Regions from separate parts of the Homo sapiens genome. Here region 1 is linked to region 2. A link is a loop called in an ENCODE intact Hi-C map of the cell type or tissue named here. Cell type or tissue: mammary epithelial cell. All regions are shown on one strand. Each heading gives the region's core, and the rest is flanking DNA. Links, peaks and the distances in the headings are about the cores only. Region 1 has its middle 180 kb from the start of NDUFV2. Region 2 has its middle 120 kb from the start of NDUFV2.

Region 1 (2,914 bases), core at 158-2,657, 61 kb before region 2:
CTGAATCATATGGTTACAAGCTGTCTTAGAAATAATCACTAGTAAGACCAGCAGAGCCTTGACTATTCTGGCCTAGCAAGAAACTCAGATGAGAAATGCTATCTATCAAAATAGATTGGCTCTCGACTACTTGCTAGCAGCTGAAGGAGAGGTCTGTAGAAAATTTAACCTTACTAATGGCTGTCTACACATAGATGATCAAGGGCAAGTAGTTGAAGACACAGTTAGAAATATGACAAAACTGGCACATGTGCCCGTGCAAGTGTGGCACGGATTTGATCCTGGGGCCATGTTTGGAAAATGGTTCCCAGCGCTAAAAAGATTTAAAACTCTTATAATAGGAGTTATAATGGTAATAGAAACCTGCTTACTGCTCCCTTGTTTGCTACCTGTACTTCTTCAAATGATAAGAAGCTTCATCGCTACCTTAGTTCACCAAAATGCTTCAGCACAAGTGTACTATATGAATCATTATAGATCTGTCTTGCAAGAAGACATAGGCAGTGAGAATGAAATTGAGAACTCCCACTATTGAGTGAGAGTCTCAAAGGGGGGGAATAAGGGAGGAGACCACCCCTCATATTGTCTTATGCCCAATTTCTCCCTCCAAAGAAAGAAGAAGTAAAAACTAAAAGGCAGAAATGAAATCCACAAGCAGACAGCCCAGCGCCACACCCTGGGCCTGGTAGTTAAAGATAGACCCCTGACCTAATTGGTTATGTTATCTATAGATTACAGACATTGTATAGAAAAGCACTGTGAAAATCCCTGTCCTGTTCTGTTCCATTCTAATTACTGGTGCATGCAGCCCCCAGTCACATACCCCCTGCTTGCTCAATCGATCATGGCCCTCTCACGCAGACCCCCTTAGAGTTGTGAGCTCTTAAAAGGGACAGGAATTTCTCACTCAGGGAGCTTGGTTGTTGGAGACGTGAGTCTTGCCGAAGCTCCCAGCTGAATAAAGCCCTTCCTTCTTTAACTCAGCGTCTGAGGGGTTTTGTCTGTGGCTTGTCCTGCTACAGGGAGACTGAAGCAGGAGAACTGCTTGAACCTGAGAGGTGAAGGTTGCAGTGAGCCAAGATCATGCCACTGTATCCCAGCCTGGGCAACGGAGTGAGACCCAGTCTCAAAAATAATAATAATAATTTTTTTTTACTCACCAGGAATCACCCAGGAAAAGCTTAGGGTTAACATATAGCCAGCTTTCAAATCAACACAGGATTGAACAGGTTTGATGTGGCCCTAGAGGGCAGAAGTGAGACCAAGTTTCAACAGTGATGACAACTCAATGTATGTTTTAGAATCTATTCATATAAACTATTTTAACAGCAAAGGAAAAACTTTGTTTCCACCTTCTGAAGTTTGGTGCTGAAATGAACTGACAGTAGACAGATTAACAGGAGAAAAGGCATAGAAATTTATTCATGTGAATAAGCACAGAATCATAAAAAATATGAGACTCAAAGAAGGCCCAGGTGACTGAGGCTTAAGTGGCACGTCTTCACAGGGGAGAGAGAGACAGGGGTGTAGGCAATTTAGAGGGGTAGTAAATGATTTTTAGGGGAAATAAATGAGCCCCAATAATAGACAATTGGCCTACAATTGGCCTGGGACAGAGTTTTTCTGAGCGTTGTGGGAGGTGGTGGTGAATTACAGGAAGGTATGGGGCAGAACTACCATGGAACAAAGGTTGTCTCATTATGCAGCTAAAGTCTCCAGGTAATCTCTCAAAGCTGTCCTCAGAAGAATAGATGAAAAGTCTGTCTGGGCATGGTTATGACTTTAAGTCTTCTCTCTGGTGGTTAATTGTTTCTGGATATTTGATGTGATTTCTAGAGAAGGAGTTTTAAGATCGTTGCCTTTCTTCTGGAAGAACTTCCCTTAATCAGAAGTTCTTTGAAGGGAACTTCAGAGAAAGCCCCTCCTAGTGCTTTGGTAAAGAAAGATCAGGAGACAGGTGGGCAGAGGAAGCTCAGAGAGAGACCTTGGTTCACCATGCCAAAGCACCATATTTTAGGGTATTGTTTTCTGAGCCCCAACACTGTGGCCCATAAAGGTTTGAGTCAGCTTACTAAAAAAAAATGTAATATTTAAAGATAAATAAATATTTGAGAGAGTTGATGTCAGAAAAGCAATACGTAAGAAAAGAATAAAACTACAGTGAGGGCTGGGTATGGTGGTTCACATCTGTAATCCTAACACTTTGGGAGGCCACGGTGGGGGCATCATTTGAGGCCAGAAATTCAAGACAAGCCTGGGCAACATAGCAAGACCCTGTCTCTAAACAAACAAACAAAAAAAAAACTTAGCTGGGTGTGGTGGCATGAGCCTGTAGTCCCAGGTACTGGGGAGGCTAAGGTGGGAAGATCACTTGAGCTCATGAATTTGAGGCTGCAGTGAGCAAAGATCATGCTATAGCACTCCAGCCTGGATGACAGTGAAACTGCCTCAAAAAGAAAAAAAAAAGCTGTGTTGAAAATAACACAAGTAAATGCATGTCAGATAGTTCTGCACACGTGGTACAGGGGGGAAAAAATGCCATACTGCAAGATAGTTATTTCTTCCAGAGGCTAAAGCAAACCAGCTATTCACAAGAAGCACAACCTTGCCTGTTGCTGGGACCCGAGGGAAAGGCCTCAAGGCAGCTTTCCTCTTGGTACGGTCTCTGGCCAGCCTACATCTGGGCAGAGAATCACTGTATCACTGAGTCAGAACCAAAGAGGAATCATTTTAAAAGCCTATTCATTATTATAATATAGTTTTCTATTTAAAAATCAGAAAAATATTTTCAAAATAGGTTTTTTAAAAAATCCACAAAACCTGGCCATCAGAGAAATGCAAATCAAAACCACAATGAGATACCATCTCACACCAGTTAGAATGGCAATCATTAAAAAGTCAGGAAACAACAGGT
Region 2 (2,914 bases), core at 303-2,802:
AATCTACTTTAACAAGGAGCAAAGGATATTTTGATCCACAGCAAGAGAAAAGGTTTTCAAAGCAAATACCCTTGAGATAGAAAACAAAGATTCCACTCCAGTTCATTTACTTGCAACAACAGCGGTTGGAGGAGGGTAAAACCAGGCTGAGAAGAAGAAAGAGCACAGGAGGCCCCAGGGCAAGAGGAGGAGGTGAATCCCAGCAGGGGATGGAAAGATGGGAAGAAAAGGCCAAACCATTCGCTGGCTTTCTGACTTTATTTCCAAATGCCCTGCCGGAGATGTGCTCATTAATGGTTTGTTTGAACAGGCCACGTCTACCCAATGGACCCAGACTAAAAGGAACAGGACAGAACTGAGGGAACCTCAGTTAAGGTCAAGTGCCTGCTTAGTCTCATGGACTGTACAGAGAGTAGGAGAAACAGCTTGCCTTGGAGACAGCCTAGGAGCAGAAATAATAAGGAACTAATCATCCATGCTTCGTCGGCAGTAGTAGAAAGCAAACAATTCATCAGTGGCCCCAACTATCTCTTGCCCAGACCAGTTTATGCCTTACAGAACCCCCTCATACCCCCATCAATTCAGGCTAGCATTACTTTGTTTTTGTTTTTTGAGACAGAGTCTCACTCTGTCACCCAGACTGGAGTGCAGTTGGTGCGATTCGGCTCACTGTAACCTCTGCCACCCGGGTTCAAGCGATTCTTGTGCCTCAGCCTCTCGAGTAGCTGGGATTACAGGCATGCACCGCCACACCTGGTTAATTTTTGTATTTGTAGTAGAGACGGGGTTTCACCATGTTAGCCAGGGTGGTCTCGAACCCCTGGCCTCAAGTGATCCGCCTGCCTCAGCCTCCAAAAGTGCTGGGATTACAGGCGTGAGCCACCGCACCCAGGCAGGCTAGCATTGATTTTTGTTCCAATAGCTACTTAGGCTCACTGTTAATGTGGCTTTTGTTGCTTTTTACTGGCTGTTTGCTTCTCATAAGTACCATAGAGGACTTTCTATGTGCTTGTATAATAAATCTTATAAATCCAGTCTAAAAAAATTATGTTTTTTATAGTTTGCCTTGGTAATTCCTAGGCCTGGGAGGGGGACCAGATATATCAGGTGCCCCATGAGAAACCTCTCCTGGGGCAGTACCAGGTACTAGGGAACATGATAAACAGATGCAGACTCAAAGGGTAGCTTCCCTTGTCTGTACAGTAGCTTAATGATGAAGGTGGCTGAGTGGCAGTTCTACCTGGTTCCAGGAACCTCCTCAGCTAGACTTGTTTTTGTTTCTGTTTTGAGACAGAGTCTCATTCTGTCGTCCAGACTGTAGTGCAGTGGTGTGATCTCAGCCCACTGCAACTACCATCTCCTGGGTTCAAACGATTCTCCTGCCTCAGCCTCCTGAGTAGCTGGGATTACAGGTGCCCACCAGCAAACCTGGCTAATTTTTGTATTTTTAGTAGAGACGGGGTTTCGCCATGTTGGTCAGGCTGGTCTCGAACTCCTGATCTCAAGTAATCCACTTACCTTGACTTCCCAAAGTGCTGGATTACAGGCATGAGCCACTGCGCCCGGCCTCAGCTAGATCTTTAAGGCAACGGTTCCCCACCTTTTCAAGTATGAGATGCCATTGTAACATTAGAAAACTTCATAGGTCTCATTAACAGTGCCTGTATCATTCATTTTAAAAATCCTTATTGTCAAGTGACATTTTTTTTTCTTTTGAGTCAGAGTCTCACTCTGTTGCCCAGGCCGGAGTGTACTGATGTGATCGACAAGTGACATTTTAAAATGAATGTTGTGTTTTACAGATGGCAACAGCGCCCTCACATGCTATGTACAATTCAGCCTACGGACGTACTTGGTGGCATTTCAGCGTGATGAGCCTTACAGGGGTTTTCAGACACAGACTTTACTAAGAACAACATGTGGATGGTTTTAAAAGAACTATTGGAATGAGCAGACTACAATTTTCCAACAGTTACTTTCAACACAAATGCATGTGGAAAGCTGAAATCATATGCATCTGTGGTTAGATTCTGGCCTTAACCCTGTGCTGACCTTGAGCTTCCCCGTAATTGTTGGGCTCTTTCTTTGCCTCCAGGCTGAACCATCTGCTGCTTTCTCCCACTACCAGGAACGAAGGGACCTAAGCTCCAATGTGCTCATCCTGGAACACCCAGGCACTTTGCATTTCTCAAAGTTCAGTTCCCCAAGCGCAAGTTTTCTGCTCTGCTGGACAGAACGGCAGCATTTCAATCATTCTCAGGCTTGCTCTGCTCCTGTTCCTACTTGTCCAGGTCCATAAACCCAGGACTCACAGGAAGGGCCCTTCCCCTGGGAGCCGCGTTCAGAGGACAGTGCCTATGGCAGGAGGGAGTGGTCTATGAGCCCCTGGGGCTGGAAGATTCCCCTCCATTCTTCAGTGGCATTTCCCTTGGCACTTGTTTCCTGCTCTCACTACAGACACCTGAACCCTGAAGCTTAACCCCACCTTGAAGCTAGGGCATGGTTACCTAACGTAGGCCTCCCTCCTGTGAAGGCAGGTCTGAGAGGCCATCTGCAGAGAGGCAGGGTTATTCCTGAGGGGTGGGGAGACCATTGCAGAGACTCCAGCTGCTGCCTGACAGTTTCTGAGATGCCTGCCAAGGAAAAAGGAGAATTCTGGTTAGAAGGGAGCTAAAAACTCTGGGGAAGTATTTCAATATCTAATTGAGAGAGAGGCTGAGATGGCAGCTAGGACCACTGTGGAGACAATCTCAGACAATCTCAAGGAGCTTCAACCAAAGCAACCAATGACAGGGGGAGTTCAGATTTCTCTCTTAAATTCTGCAAGGGAGGCCAGTGTGGTGTCTCACACCTGTAATCCCAACACTTTGAGAGGCCAAGGCAGGAGGATCACTTGAGGCCAGGAGTTTAAGAC

What was found. Peaks named below come from ENCODE experiments on the same cell type or tissue, not always from the same donor. Only the 100,000 strongest peaks of a DNase experiment are listed, where the experiment ranks them.
Region 1: a loop joins it to region 2, with 6 times the contacts of the local background. A loop is called at or near these places in 8 of 110 quality-filtered maps.

What each region holds. Positions count from the first base shown.
Region 1 is chr18:8,920,345-8,923,258 of GRCh38, forward strand. No RefSeq gene overlaps it. Among named protein-coding and RNA genes, the nearest start is that of NDUFV2, 180 kb to the right of the region's middle. In mammary epithelial cell, for the core only: a CTCF peak has its summit at 1,242; no DNase peak of the experiment used is centred there.
Region 2 is chr18:8,980,829-8,983,742 of GRCh38, forward strand. No RefSeq gene overlaps it. Among named protein-coding and RNA genes, the nearest start is that of NDUFV2, 120 kb to the right of the region's middle. In mammary epithelial cell, for the core only: a CTCF peak has its summit at 1,821; a DNase peak (open chromatin) is centred at 2,213; H3K27ac peaks cover 1,547 bases.